2 separate regions of the Homo sapiens genome follow, and region 2 is linked to region 1. A link is a loop called in an ENCODE intact Hi-C map of the cell type or tissue named here. Cell type or tissue: gastrocnemius medialis. All regions are shown on one strand. Links, peaks and the distances in the headings refer to the core of each region. The heading gives the core; the rest is flanking DNA.

Region 1 (7,928 bases), core at 1,659-5,658:
AATGTGATTGATATAGACAAAGAGTTGCAGCACGGCTCAAATTAACAACTGCCTGACAGGTGTCTTCAACTCTGCTCAAGTGAATTCTGTGACATCTGCTTACCAGAGAGCACACATATAAGGTGTGTGAGCTCACTTTGCTAGACTATGAAAATGCATTTGAAATCCAAAGAGGAAGTAGAAAATGAATTTGACAACCATATTTGAATATCTTTCCTTGGGTTAGAGCTTCTCATATCACTAAATAAGCAAAGTAAGATATGAGTACACCAAATGACTCATAATATTTCTTTACTTCTATAAAATGTAATCCTCTATCTCTCAAATATTGAAAGACTACTACTGTTATTTATTAATTGATTTTTTTCTTGATGGTCTGCACATTGGTCACAAAAATGTCTAGTAAGAGCAATGCTTGCTAAAATTTTTGAATGAAGATTCCTTTTAACAATGATACCAATTTATGCTATTATAAATTCATGAAGATTTCCAAATACAATTTATTAGTAACAACAGCATTGACATACAGTTGGAAAATTGCAAAAATTATTATTTTTAGACAATTTAGGTGGGAGAAAGATAAATAAGACACAGCATCTGCACTTTACATACTATAGTGTATTAAATAAGAGTTCTCTGGATAAGTGTTAATTAATGCAACTCTATTCCTGGGGACTAGACACTGTAGAACATAGTATTTGTTCAATAAATCATTTTTGAACAAATAATCATTTCTATTGAACTGATATAGCCCATCTATCCCTGATAGATTAGGGATTCTATGCCTAATAGATATAGCCCATCTATCCCTGATAGATTATCTTCTAAAATACCTAGAAGATATTCCTCCTTCAATAATCTTCAATGGCTCCCAACTTCCATCAGAATAAAATATATTCTTTGCATTAAAAGGACTACACAACCCGGCTTGTACTTTCTTTTTTTTTTTTTTTTGAGACTGAGTCTCACTTTGTTGCCCAGGCTGGAGTGCAGTGGCATGATCTTGGCTCACTGCAACCTCCGCCTCCCAGGTTCAAGCAATTCTTGTGCCTCAGCCTTCTGAGTAGCTGGGATTACAGGCACCCACCACCATGCCCAGCTAATTTTTTTTTATTTTTAGTAGAGGCGGGGTTTCACCATATTCGCCAGGTTGGTCTCGAACTCCTGACCTCAAGTGGTCTGCCATCTCGGCCTCCCAAACTGCTGGGATTACAGGTATGTGACTCAGTGCCTGGCCTTTCCTTTTACTTTCTTTTTATCTCCTCTCATATCCCTTTACACAAGGCAGCACAGCAGAGTGAGAAGAACAATGCTTTTGAGACCAGAATGGCTGCTGGGACAGTACACGAAACCTGACTTACTAATGTATGATACTTTGTATGACATCTGAATATATGAAACTCTTTGAACCTCTCTTTTTACTAAATAAAGGTAATTAATACCTGGGGGAAGTTGTAAACATAATAATAAAGATACACTTAGCACATACGGCACAGAACAGATCCTGGACATGTACTCTGATACTGTTGAGATAACTTTCTCTCTTTTTTCAATCAAGTTGTATACTTTCTACTTTTGTTTAGTGTTTTCTTCCTTCTAACCTTGGACTGGAAAATCCACCCTATTGTACTTGGGCCTAAATCCTATTCCATTCTGTAAGTCAAATTGAAAGCTACCATTTTACATAAGCACCGTATTCAGGTACCAGGCAGTTGTAAACACAGCGTAGTCAACTAATTACAGATGGTCCCAAGAAATTTTATGTACACAGAGAAGACAATTTAAGGCAATTTTAAGCTACCAACAAAGCTTCAAAGATACTAAAGCTTTAAGAGAAAAGACGTGATGGGGAGGATGGCAAACCAACAACACGGTTAACTTCATAAATGTCATAGCTTCTGTGAAGGCTCTGTGACCTCATGAGCCCAGAGTTGTCACTCTTTTTTTTTTTGCATTCATTATTGAACTATTGTACCTAGCTGTGAGGCACACACAGCTTTGAAATATTAATTATTTCTTTGGCTATATCTATAAGTTCCCCAGCTTGTAATTACTTGAGAACAAATAAAAGGCCAAAATCCATAGTCTTTCCAGTGCCTTCTATATAGTAGGTATTCAACCAACATTTGAGTGACTATTACTTGTAGATTATCAGATACTGAAAGTCTTGTGACTTTTTTTCAATTATGTTAGTACATTTTAAAATGTTTTTTCTGCAAGTCATGCAAGCCAAATATATGTGGATGTAAATAATTCTGAATGCACCTTACAGAGTTCCCCAATTTTTTAAAGGTCTATTTCTTCTGGTAGCCTCTTAATACAGGAAACTGAAATATGAAGAAATAAAGTGTGGTACCCAACATGATGCAAGTATTGGCAAAAGCAGAAACTAGTTACTGTTAGGTTCTCCTATTCAGTGATTCTCAACTTTGGCTACACACTAAAATCATCTGGGTAAATTCTTAAAAATACCAATGCCAGGCCAATTATCCTCATCTCTAGGGTAGGGCCAAGGCGCTGGTAACTTTTTTAAATTCCCCAGGCGATTCAAATGTGTATCTGTGGTATAAAGCCACTGTACCTCTCGTAATTCCAATGTACAATGTGATTGCTGAGAGTTCCTGAGAAAATCATTGCCTAAGGTCTCTTTCGCACACTATCGTTTTCTGGGTTTTAAATACAGTCATGCAACACTTAATGATAGGGATACATTCTGAGATATGCATTGTTAGGCGATTTTGTCATTGTGCAAATATCATAGAGTGTACTTATACAAACCTAGATAGCATAGCCTACTACACATCTAAGTTGTATGGTATAGCCTACTGCTCCTAGGCTACAAACAACACGCTACGGTACTGAATACTGTAGGCAACTGTAACATAATGATAAGTGTCTGTATATTTAAACATATGTCAACATAGAAAGCTACAGAAAAATAAAGTATTATAATCTCATGGGACCACTGCCATATATGGGGCCCATCATTGAATAAAATGTCATTATTTGGTGCATGTATTTGAAACCGTGCATCTTAAACTATTACACTTACTTTTCTCCTGAGTAGCATGCTTTAGATAAACCTCTAAGTAATAGTTCCTCTAGTTTCTTCAGAAACATAAACACACATGCAGAATTTTAGTAGAAAAAAAGATGCTCTACTTTATTACAAGAAAAGGTATGTTTGTGTGATTTGAGACTTTTACAATATCTGCTTAGGTTGTGTAGGGGAGGCCCTAAAATATACCTTTTCATCCTTTCCTTATGAATCAATCCATCATAGCGGTTTACCTAATCCATTTTTATTAAATATTGTTTATCACTTCTGTACTGCTATCTATCCAACATCTTTCATTCTGATTGGCTTAGCCTTAAGAAAAAACTAACGCATGTTAACAGGCAGTAGAAAAATTACCTCTTTCATGAGCTCAGTGGTCTGAAGGTGCACGCTACATCAGGGGTGGCTGATGCCAGGTGGCTGGCTTGCGACACTTAGGAAGTCCCTCACACCTGTCAAGGGAGGCAGACTGCAAGAGAGAAGGCGAGTCTGACTGAGCAGGCGCGTAAGGGCAAATCCTGCTCCCAACTGCTGCTAGCAGAGCTCTAAAAATAAAGCGACAAAAGCACGGGGAAGGCAGAATGAATTCTTAACACTTGTACTCTTCTATTTCTGTCTGTTACGAAGCAGGTGATCTCAGTACCAAGCGATGAGTCTTTTAACTTTCTATATCCCTCACTTTCAGAAATGATCCTCATGACTGCATTCATTCCAGCTGTTTCAAATTCATAATCATAAAAGGAATCTTTTTTAATCTTTCGAGACTGCCCTCTCTCTCATAGGATTACATTCTAAAATAAGCTTCTTTGATATTCATTTGCCTATTTCACTTTGAAGATATTTTTTCACATGTATTATTCTGGAAAACAAAATGTTTATTCCTTTAATACTTTATATATTCTTTGAGAGAAGCAAGAGTTTTAAAAGCCATTCCTTTATCTAGAGAGTGTCTTCCAGGTAACAATCACTAGCCTAGAGAAAGTGAAAGTATGAACTTGTTAGCAACATCTTTTAATGGCCCTCCAAGTAAGGCCATATTTATTATAAATGTTATTTTAAATAATCTGGTGCCTGAGCAGCTCTGCGTGAGAGGGGAATGCAATGTAGTGGTTGAGAGAAAGTTTGAAATCAGATAGACCTGAGTTATAGCCCTGCCCCACTATTACTGTCTATATAGTCCAGAACAGGTGATTTATTAACTGCTCAATACTTCAGTGTCTTCATTTATAAAAACGAAAATAACATATTTCCCTGTTTTATAGAATTGAGACCAGAATTAAATAATATAAGCAAAACACTACCATACTGCTTGGTATCTAGTACTCAATAGATGACACCAATTATTATTATTGCTAACAACAAATTGTTAACCAAATAAACAGCTGATGATTCAAAAGATAAAGAAGTAATATTATTTAAAATATATTGCTGACATTTTAAAATAAGCACCTATATGTACATCCAAGAATCTAAAACCTCAAAGCCTATTCTCCATACAGGTATGCGGACACCTTGCCTCTTCCCATTCTTTCTGGTATATGGAGCAGAAGAACTAGAAGTAGAAAATATCTTGGGGAATTTTTCCTGAGTAGCAGTCTTCACTGGAGACACTTCTGCATTTTAAGGCATTTCTCGCAATAGGCATGCACAGGACATGTCTAAATTTGCTGAGAAGTAAAAAAAAAATTCACAGCAATTCAGAGTACCTCAGGATGTTAAACTCCTTACCTCAAGCCAAACGAAAACTAAATCTCACACACACACACACACACACACACACACACTCCCCATTATCTGGATTTGCAAATCCCCAAAAAACCCTCTTTCATAGTTAATCATTACCACTTTACCTAAATCTCAAATGGTGCTGCTGAGCTGCCATCCACATAGGTGTCACCAAACACATGACAAGTCATTTTTAAATATAAACTTTGATCAAGACACCAGGCCTGTATATATACTTCAAAACATCAGGTACATAATAAATATATACAATGTTATCTGTGCATTAAAAACACAAAAAACAGGCCATATCTCACATGTATTTGTATCTAGACACTTTGATCAGTCTTCCAAAAACTGTTCAGGGCTTCACTTACATATTTGTAACTGTGTTCAAAGCTATCAGTGCTTGTAACTTTTTTTTTTTTTTTTTTTTGAGACACAGCCTTGCTTTGTCACCCAGGCTGGAGTGCAAAGACACAACCTCAGCTCACTGCAACCTTTGCCTCCAGGGTTCAAGCGATTCTCCTCCTTCAGACTCCCGAGTAGCTGAGATTACAGGCACGGGCCACTAGCCCATCTAATTTTTTGTATGTTTAGTAGAGATGCGGTTTCAGCATGCTGGTCAGGCTGGTCTCGAACTCCTGACCTCAAGTAATCTGCCCGCCTCAGCCTCCCAAAGTTCTGGGATTACAGGCGTGAGCCACTGTGCCCGGCCTAGTGCTTGTAACTATTTAAACCATTTCCTCTGATTTGGTTCTCAAAGAATGTGGAAATCATTTGTTAGTCTCTTGGTAACTGCTCAGTTTATTTCTGAAAGATATACCAAGAATTGATGATTTTCTAATCAGAAAATATCACGATCTGATCAGAAAATCATCAATTCTTGGTCTAAGTGGTGAAAATTATGCAGAAATCTATGTTAAAAAGTACTTGATATTCAAAAAGTCTATTTAGAGTGAACATTATACATCTCCCTTGAAATTATCAAAACATTTTGTTAAATTCAGAATTAATTCAGAATTAATAACAGAAACATTTCCCGTTATTTTTCTCAAATGACAAAAGGAGAAAGCTCTAAAGTGTTTATAAGCCATTCAAATAAGCATTAACAGTTTGTTAAAAGTATTTAGTTTGCTAAATTCTCTTAACTGTAATAATTTAATCTTAAAAATTAGAGAAGTACTATTATTTGAATTAGTCCCATATCTATATATTATTTCTATGTTTTCATGTCGAACAGATTTTGATAAGACTACCTCAGTATTTCTCATATAACATCTCCAAGTAGTTCGTAATTGAACATTTCTTAGTCAATCGCTTTTAATCTTTTATATTTTGTCTGAGGAACAATTTTTATATCTGTGCAAAAGAAACTTCATATTAATTTATTAATTTTTCATCTCTAATATTTAACATTTACCCAAGGAAAATGGGTTATCAGCAAGTTTATTTCTACTCATGCCCTGGTTTCTCTGCCAAAGAATTGTTGTGTCTGCATTTTCAGGCCAGGGCTGTGAAGTGCCTCTTCAGAGTCTTCCCACCTCTGCCTGGCTGCAGAGCTTCACTCTCATGACCCACATCTCCCTGGGGAGCCCCAGGACAATGGCTGACATTGGGTTTGGCTCTCAAGCCCCATCATTCCTTAGGAAAATAAATGGACTTGTTCTATTATTCATACTTGGCAGAAAAACATTTGTTGAGATATTACCATTCTTTCCCAAACAGCTCCATTATAAACAATGAGTCTTAATTGCAGTCAAATCCTTTGTAAAGACAAAGTAATTTAGGAAAAATATAAAGCTTTTAAGGTGGTAGATGTAAATACTTAATGTGTTAATTATTGTTAAAATGAGCCTATAAGTGATCTAAGAAACAATCTTGTTCTATTGGCTTTGTTTCTTCAGAGACTAAATACTGCTTGAACTATGATGGGAAATGCTTATTAAATTATTTGATTAATATATACACACATATATACTCACTAATACAGAATGTAATATATATATAAAATGAAAATATACCATGAATTATTTTATTAATGATATACTATCCTGAATAAAAGTTTAACTAATGAAGTACTAGAATAATAATCTGAGATGTAATAATAATACAGTCAAAATTTTATTTAGTTGGTCAACAAATAAACCTGGAGGCTATTTATGTAGCAAAATCATAGCATGCAATTACTGGTGTCTGCACTTCATCACTTCTAATGATGTCCAAACTTCATTTCAATTACAAGATGAGCTCAGAAAAAGCAGTCCTCAAGCAGCCCATTCACCAACCTAAAGGCAAGATTAATGGTATAAATTCCAAGATGATGGCTTACTGAAAAAGATGAATAGCCTGATATCACATGTAAACATTGTGCTCTACAGTCTTCAAAGTATTCACATATACATTGCCTCATTTGAAAGTCACAACAACACATGGTGCTAGAGAAGAGAGTGAATTTGAATGCATTTTACTGATGAGGAATAGAGACTCAGAGATGTTTATTGCTGTACCCAAGGACCCCTGGCTAGTATGAAATGCCACAATCACATCTGACCCCACACACATATTACAGAAGTGGTTAAGGAAACATGAAACAAACGTGGCGAAAGAAATAAATAGTGGGAAGACCTACTAAACCTAACTATGGACAATAATCTATTGCATACTAATTTGTGGGAAGCAAGAGCAGCAGTGAGTATTAAAAGCATGTATAGAGCATTCCATCCAGGGAGGCCAGGGTAAACATAGTGTCAAGTCCTGAAAGAGAAGGCACACCACATTGATTCAGGCTACAAGTGATTCTGATCCATTCGAAGGAGGTGTATGTGTCCAGAATGTTTATTGTAAAAATATCTTCTTCAAGAAGTTGAACTTAACACTCAACAGCCAGCACTAACAGCTCAAAGTGAGCCTGGACTTTGATTCTACATGTCCATACACCCTAGAAGTGGACACCTCCGTAAAATTGACTGTTTAGTGCACTGGTTATAGCTACTCATTCATACTTATAATCACATCATTATCATTCTGACAATGCACATATTAACAAATTCATATTATCTTAACTTAAAATGTCCCAAAATAGAAGGAACTATTCTCACATTACCTTATTTAGGGGAAGAAGAAAAACAACTTTCTAAATTAGCTC
Region 2 (7,928 bases), core at 2,192-6,191, 210 kb before region 1:
ACTTAAAAAGGATATTTCTATCTTAAAAAAGAATAAATATAGCAATTGAATTTAGCCTTATTAATTACTTTCTTCTCTCTAATGAAGAAGGAACATGAATTCTGCAAATTAGTTGTATGTTTTTGAATTTATACCATGGTACTCTTTTTTTGTGTTTTCTGTTCATTTATTTCTTGAAATTTTTTATAATCCTTTACTTTGATCCTTCAATATTTTACTCTTTTTGTCAAGTTGCTATTTTGTGAACACACCCTATTTACAAGCTCTTCCATGATTCTGGACAGAACTCAGGCCTAAAAAAGATTCTAAACACCAAATATGCAAAAAGCACATTCCAGGAGAAATGATATGTGTGAAACCATAGAGTGATTTAGAAATGTGAAGCTGTTTAACATATCTAACTGAAGCCAATTACACAAGAAAGGCAATGAGATATGCAGCTTTTGAGACAAGCAATCTTATGACTGGAGAACGATAAGGCATGCGTGTGCATATATGTTATGCATGGGTAACAGAACTGTGCACTTTATAAAGGGTTCCTAATAAAACAGAGTTTTAAAATAATCTCAAAGTGTATATGTTTATTGATTATTCAAGTATATCTACTGTTAGGTGACTCTATTCATTTCTAGTACCTCTTGTTCATTTGCTCAACAAATAATAGATGTGATACCACTAGATACCAGGTAGGGTATTGGAAGAGGTGTTTGTGACAGCAGTAGCTCGACAGATCTTATTTGCACTAAGGAAAAGACATAGCAAGCAAGCCTGTGTGCTAAGCACAACCAAGGAGAAGTTGAGGGTGTTAGAAAAGGAAGGTTAATGATTTAAGGAAAGAGAAGTGCTCACTAGTGACACTGAAATCTCAGAATTTCAGTAAGGATGTATCACATATAATCTGCTTTTGGTTCTCATGCATCTAGTCACATTTTTTTAATCACTTTAGAATGTGTACCTAGTATCACTTACAAAAATACTTCAAACAATACATTAGGTGTCTGGATAATTTGGCCAGCATCATGGGCTCACAAAGACCACTTAGCAAATACACTGGATTATCAAAAACGACACTAAGTGTTGGACAATGTTGGTGACTGCACAATGTTGATTATTCAGGTCCCCTTTACATGCCCAGGTGCACTCTTCCCCCAGGTGCAGTGTTAGCTGCAAACAGTTTACAGCTGCCCCTTCTCTAAAGAATGACCCTCAGCTGAACAGAGGCTCCTCAGAGGTTTTGCTACCCTTCGCTAGTCCCCACCTCTTCTCCCTGGGGCCTACAGCCAATGATGGATTCTAGCAGGAATACAAAAGGCTAACCCCTAACCATCACTGATGTGAGACTGATTTTGTAGTGCAGTTCATGCTAACCATTCCTCATGGGATCAGGCTGAAAGGAGTGTTCTGGCTGAAAGCTTGTTCTTGCTTAGCTCTTTCTCTGGCTTCCCACATTCCCTTACCTGTTCTTCCTGAGTACCCTCTGAACAAACAAGAAATTCAATTTCAGGCTCTGCTTCTAGGAGGCCTGGACTAAGACAATGATACTGTCCTGTAAGGAAAACGGATGGGCCACGGTCAAGAACAGGCTGAGGCAGACATCTGATCCAGCAAGACACAGCAAGTTTGGAGTGCGGGCACACAATTCCACTCATTATATAACCAAGCCAGGTGAGGTGCATTAGGTGATCACCCATGTGAGTTCGTACTTGGCTTGGAGCCACTATTGTATGTACAAGGTATAACTACCCTGCTGACGCTGTACATACGGCTTGCACCCAGGCGCGTACCCATGACTTGCTGGCGCCCAGAGAAAGAGTAAAGCCATGTCGAAATTCCCTACGATTCCTCAAGTGTTCTTTCAGCTGCCCACCACTCGTTCACCCACTCCCCTCGGTCCTCAGCTTGGGCTGGAACCTGACACTTGGTATAGCCAGCAGGATACTGAGGAGAGTGAGCCTTTGGTCCCCACTGATTCTGAGTCAGCCATGCAGCTGAAACATTGGTTGTGGTGGCCGGTGGCAGCTTACTGCTCGGATGGGATCCAGTGGAAACCTGGGCGGCAGTAGATGGGTCCCCCGTGAGGATGGAGAAGGCGCTGAAACAGCTGAAGTACAGAGCACCAAGAAGGAATAAGCCTTTGCTGGCAGAGTTGGATGTGCATTTTTGACCGCGGTACAAGAAGTACACACTCAGCCCCTGAGGGATGCAGCGGAGGTAAGGGCACTCCAGGTGCTGGTGGGCACCTGGAGGCCTGGCTACAGAACTTGGAAAAGGTATTAGAGGTTGCTGTGAATGCAGGCCTGGGTCCGTTGTCTCAGTCGGAGACCCCATTAGGTCTGATACAGAGGAGGCTGTTGGCAGAACCAAGGGGTCCGCGCTGTAAAGACGGGGAAAATGCGCCACCTCAGAGGTCCTCCCAGAGGAGAAAAGGGACCCTAATGAGTGACACGCTGACAGATGTGGATAGATTTGATTTTGGCCAGGTTGACAGAGAGAAAATAAATAAGCAGCCCAATGAAGTACTCTTAACTTTGTGGAGACAGTTGTCCCCAGAGCAGCACTTCCAGAAAATGCCCAAGCGGGAGAAGGACATTGCTGTGCAACCCGGTCCCCCCTAGGTGCTTCAACTCAAAGACTACGTGCTGCAGCCATGCAGGGAGTATAAAGCCTTTGCTGTTTGATGAGGGACCTGGCTGAAGTGCCCGGCTTGCAGGGATACCTGACAACCAGAGGCCACGTGTGGAGCTGACAATCGACTTGTACCCCACCAACATACAGAGAGTGCTGGTGCTGGTAGACACCAGCACGGATACATTCTGGAAGTAAATATTTTACACAGCTTGGTAGCTGTGCCATCTATCGTGGACTTGATGGACCGCTTGACAGTACTGGGACAGTACCACTGTGTAGTGGACTTGGCCAATGCCTTCTCTTCCCGAGAGCCAGGAATAGCTTGCCTTCACGGGAGGGCGACAATGAACTTTCACAGTGTTGCTGCAGGGCTATAGCATAGCCCCACCATATGTCATGGTCTTGTTAATGATACTATGCTAACCTCTGATTGTCTTGCAGATTTAGAAGTGGCAAAGCTCCCCTTGCCTAGAATTATGATGGTGCGGCTGAGACCACCTTCCAGGCAGCCAAACGGGCTATTCAGCAGGCACAAGCCCTACGGGTAGTTGATCCAGGGCACCTATTTGAGCTGCACGTGCATGTGACCACAGATGGTTTTGGCTGGAGTCTATAGCAGCGCATGGAGTGCTTGAGAACACCAGTAGGCTTTTGGTCTCAGCTATGGAAAGGAGCTGAGCTCCATTATTCATTGACAGAGAAGCAGTTAGTAACTGCATATGCTGCCCTTCAGGCTCATGACAGCATGGCCGGATGGGCTACAGTCATCGTGCAGACAACTTACCTAATAGCAGATGGATGCATTCATGGAAAATGACCCCCCAAACTGGGACGCACAGACATCCACTTTAGCAAAGTGGGGCACCTACTTGGAGCAGCCAAGTATGCTGAGTACAAGTCCCGTAGCAGCAGAGTTGCAAGAGATCTTGGGACCTGTAGTCCTAATGCAAGATAAGGCCATGGGGCCTGAGGCACCCCTAGACCTCAAGCCTTCACCGTTTAAGGAAGGGCATCCTCCATTCCCTATGGGGCATAGTACACAGATGGGTTTAGCCAAGGTGCTACTGCTGCCTGGACTGCTGTTGCACTCCAACCTAGTATTGACACCATATGGTTTGATACCAGGTGTGGACAAAGTAGTCAATGGGCTGAACCTAGAGCAATGTGAATGGTGATCACCAAGGAGGTGACAACTATGATAACCTGCACCGACAGCTGGGGAGCTTATCGAGTCTTAGCCTTGTGGTTAACTACCTAGAAGTTACAAAAGTAACTAGTTGGTCACAGGCCCATATGCGGCCAGGCCATGTGGCAAGACCTAGGGGAGGAAGGATGACCTTCTCCAACCAGGTATGCGGATGAACGGTAACCTGTTGCTGCCTGCCCCAACACCCTTAAAGGTAGGGAAATAAAAACCTGGCTTAATGTATGAAGCAACATTAGGGTAAAGTCACCATGGGGTGGTTGCCTGCCATAACCTGGAGTTGTTGTTCCCTGTATTACTGCTGTGAACTCTGGGTCCAGGATTCCACCCTGTGGGCACATCTCCTCACTAGAAAAACTCCCTCAGCCTAGGGAGTGGAATGTAAGGCCTATGTGTTAAACCTGTGTTTCTGGGACCTATGTGCCCAGAGCCTATGCATAAGGCTTATGTGTTGGACCTGTGTGTCCAGGGCCTGTGTGCCCAGAGCCTATGTATAAGGCCTCTGTGTCAGACCTGTGTGTCCAAGGCCTATGTCTGCCTTGGCCTAGGGGGTGGAGTGTAAGGAAAATGGATATGCTGTGGTCAAGAATAGGCCAAGGCAGACATCCAGTCCAGCATGACTCAGCGAGTTTGGAGCACTGGTGCACAACTCCACTCATTATGTAACCATGCCACGTGAGGTGCATTAGGTGATCACCCAAGTGAGCTCATGCTTGGATCGGAGTCACTGTTGTCTGTCAAAGGCATAACTACCCTGCTGACACTGTACATGCAGCTTATGCCCAGGTCGGCTTGCACCCAAGTTCATGCCCAGGCTCACTTGCATCCAGAGAAAGAGTAAAGCCATGTCAAAACTCCCTATGATTCCCTGAGTGTTCTTTCAGCTACCTGCCACTTGTCCACCCACTCCCCTTGGTCCTTAGCTTGGGCTGGAATCTGATATTTGGTGTGACATGCCCCAAAATTTATATAATGATTTAAAGAATATAGATTTATATATGTAACACATAATTATTAAAATCATATATTTGCAATGTGTTTCTTTATATATTCATATGAAATGAATATTTTGAAGGCTTGGGGGGAATCTTTTGCTCATTAAGTCTGCTCCTATTAGAGTAGTAATGGGGGCAGTACCTACTGAATCTTACTCCCTTCCAGCTAAGTATTATTCCCAACTGATAACTCTTTCCCTGTCTTTTAAGTTTCAACAAGTAGGACAACATATGTTGTCTTTCTATTGTTGACAGAGGACACAGATAAAATAAAGAAATTACCTTTTTAAAAAAAAATTAGAATACACACACACACATATTTGCTATATTTTCCCGTCAAAAATGGTTACAATCCAAATAGTCTAAGTTATTAGAATATCCTAGAAGAATGCAGATACTGTAGCCCCAATTATTTCTACAGTATAAGTCATTTTGAAGAGTAGATTTTGCTATTTACGTTTTCCAAGATTACACAAATATAAATTCAACTCATGTAATGCATAATTGCTGACCATTTGAAGTATTAAAAAGGTAACCACAGAGCAGTGATACACTCTGAAATAATTCCCATTAAAAAGACTGAACCAAGTTAAACTGATTTGCTCCAATTATTTTTATTACATACACCTTTTCTAATCCTTTTCATTTTGATAGATATATAACTTAAAAATTTTTTTGTTAAAAATGTTTTGTTAACTAGTTAATTAAAAGTTAAAGAAAAAAACACAAGAATGTGCTTTTATCTGGAGGTTTCCCATTAATCTCTAAAGGACAATTTGTTTCTGAAGTATATGATTCTTCTATTAATCATGACTTTAAAATATGTACTTAACAAAATATGACTTGAATGTAAATGTTTTGAGTTTCTTTTTTCAATTTCTTGAATTAAATCCTGAACTATTATTTCTGAAATCAAATTTACAAGCTCAGTGTGAATCAATTAACTGCACTTAGATCATACTTCTTAGTTGTTGGTAGATAAATATATATATATATTTGTCGTTGTTGTTTAAAGGCTATATTTTTGCACAGAATGACTGTTTAAAAATTTACCAGTTTTTAAAATTATCTTTCATGAATGAGAAAGGTAAAAGAGCTAAGTATATAATAACCATGAAATCAAACATTTATTATACACTAATTGTAATAACTCTTAACAAGTAACAACCATGCATATTTTACTTCCTACTTCATCAAATGGTAGCAATACTACCACTGCTAAAACATTCAGTAAACCAAATTAGATACTTAGGAAACAAAATAATTAGCTGCACTCAGATAAAATATTAAAAATATGCCATAAAAGATGCAAATTTAATTGCAAGAACAGTTTCTATTCCATTTCTTCCAGCAATGCCTGAGGCTTATTATCTTTTTTCTAGGTCTCAAAATGGCAGGAGGTAACCAATGCTTTTGGTAGTAAAATATAATAGCAGGATCCCAAATTTAAAATAGGATAAAAACTATTTTTCCAATAGTGGCATTACTAACTTGGAAGAATAACAACTAACAGGATATACAGTGAGAGATATAGATATGTTTATATGTGTATGTGTTACAACTAAAAAACAAAACAATAATGAAACTTATGTATTATTTTAACCATCCTATATATAATATTCTTTAGAGAATAAACATCTTTTTTTAACCATATAACATTAGACTCATTTATAAAGACAAACAAAAACAAGGAATACATTTATTGAATGGAATTTAAACATAGTTATAAAATTGCAAAAACTCCCTTTCCTGGTAGGCCAGGTGATTGTAAATGTTCGCAACAGGAGCATTACAAGATTTTTAGGCAGAACAAGTCCTCTTCTATGGGAGTATCCCTGGCCCCACCCACTAAATGCCACCAGGTTTCACTGTGACAATCAAAACACCCTCACATATTTTCAAAAACTTGGGGTGGGGAGCTGGTAGGTGTCAGAGGGTATTATATCAGCCCCTGGCTGAGCACATGATCGCTCCCAGGTCTCAGAATGGAGCAGGCTGAATTCAGTAAACATGGTCCTACCATAGTAGCTCTGTGCTCTTAGAAAAATTCCCTCTCTATGCCTCAGTTCATGCTTCTGTAATATGTCTTTTTCTTAGCAATTGTTTGCAAACCTCCCAGAATCATTGTATGGGACAAATGAGACATTCACAATAAAACAGCTTTGTAAAGTATCAAATGCCATCCAAAAATTATAACATTTTGTTTCATTTAACAATTATCCTATGCTGTACTTTTCATGTTTGATTAGAGAAGATTTGAGGTTAAAAAAAAAAAAGTATGCATTACTGTTTAATTTGGACACAAGTATACTAATTTGGAGGCTGCAGTTTTTTCAGTTATCAGGACAGAGGCAATTTTAATCTTTGACCCTGTGCTACGGCCTTAATGAGGCCACATAGTCACCTGCTGGTAGCTCCAGAGGTGAAGAAAAAGAAGCTGGTACTTAGTAGGAATTTAATAACCTCTTTAGGTTTTGTTCCAAAAAATTCAGTCTTGTTTAAGTGGAAGCAACAACAATATGCCCATTTTAATTTAATTCTATAGATTTAGGAAATTACAGATTTTCCCATTCCATAGATTTGTTTTCAATATTTCTAAACACATATATATTGAAAAACATGCACAGTATATTGCTATAGAGGGTATACAAAACCCTCCCATTTCTTCATTACTGAAGTTGAAAGATCATTGCTTGCTCTCCTAAGAGGCTTATAAAGCTGTCTAACTTTTAATGGCAAATAGCAACATATCACATTCTGACTTGCTGTGAACTTGTGCCATATACCTTAAGGGTGAGAAAAGGTGGCTGTCACTTTATACAAAGAATGGTGCTTCTATAATATAGTGACAGAATTCACAGTGCAATGCATGATATTGCAAGAATTACTGAAAATGACTCAAATTTAGATTTGATCCTTAAAATTGTTTTTTACCTTTTAAATGTTTAATAAATATGCATTATATAAGTGTATGTATAAATATATGTATGTAAATAATATACATTAACGATAGTACTTAGGTTCTATTTTCTACAGGAACTCTTATTTCATAGCATTAACGACTTGATATCATTAATAGTTTGTCAGAAAGCTATAGAATT

What was found. Peaks named below come from ENCODE experiments on the same cell type or tissue, not always from the same donor. Only the 100,000 strongest peaks of a DNase experiment are listed, where the experiment ranks them.
Region 2: a loop joins it to region 1, with 5 times the contacts of the local background. A loop is called at or near these places in 1 of 110 quality-filtered maps.

What each region holds. Positions count from the first base shown.
Region 1 is chr7:82,407,085-82,415,012 of GRCh38, forward strand. All of the region lies in intron 1 of CACNA2D1 (calcium voltage-gated channel auxiliary subunit alpha2delta 1), which reads right to left. Among named protein-coding and RNA genes, the nearest start is that of CACNA2D1, 33 kb to the right of the region's middle. RefSeq lists an enhancer at 3,221-4,708. In gastrocnemius medialis, for the core only: no CTCF peak of the experiment used is centred there; a DNase peak (open chromatin) is centred at 3,547; H3K4me3 peaks cover 991 bases; H3K27ac peaks cover 4,000 bases.
Region 2 is chr7:82,200,438-82,208,365 of GRCh38, forward strand. The region is part of intron 3 of CACNA2D1 (calcium voltage-gated channel auxiliary subunit alpha2delta 1); the gene reads right to left. Among named protein-coding and RNA genes, the nearest start is that of CACNA2D1-AS1, 200 kb to the left of the region's middle. In gastrocnemius medialis, for the core only: no CTCF peak of the experiment used is centred there; a DNase peak (open chromatin) is centred at 4,504; H3K27ac peaks cover 2,953 bases.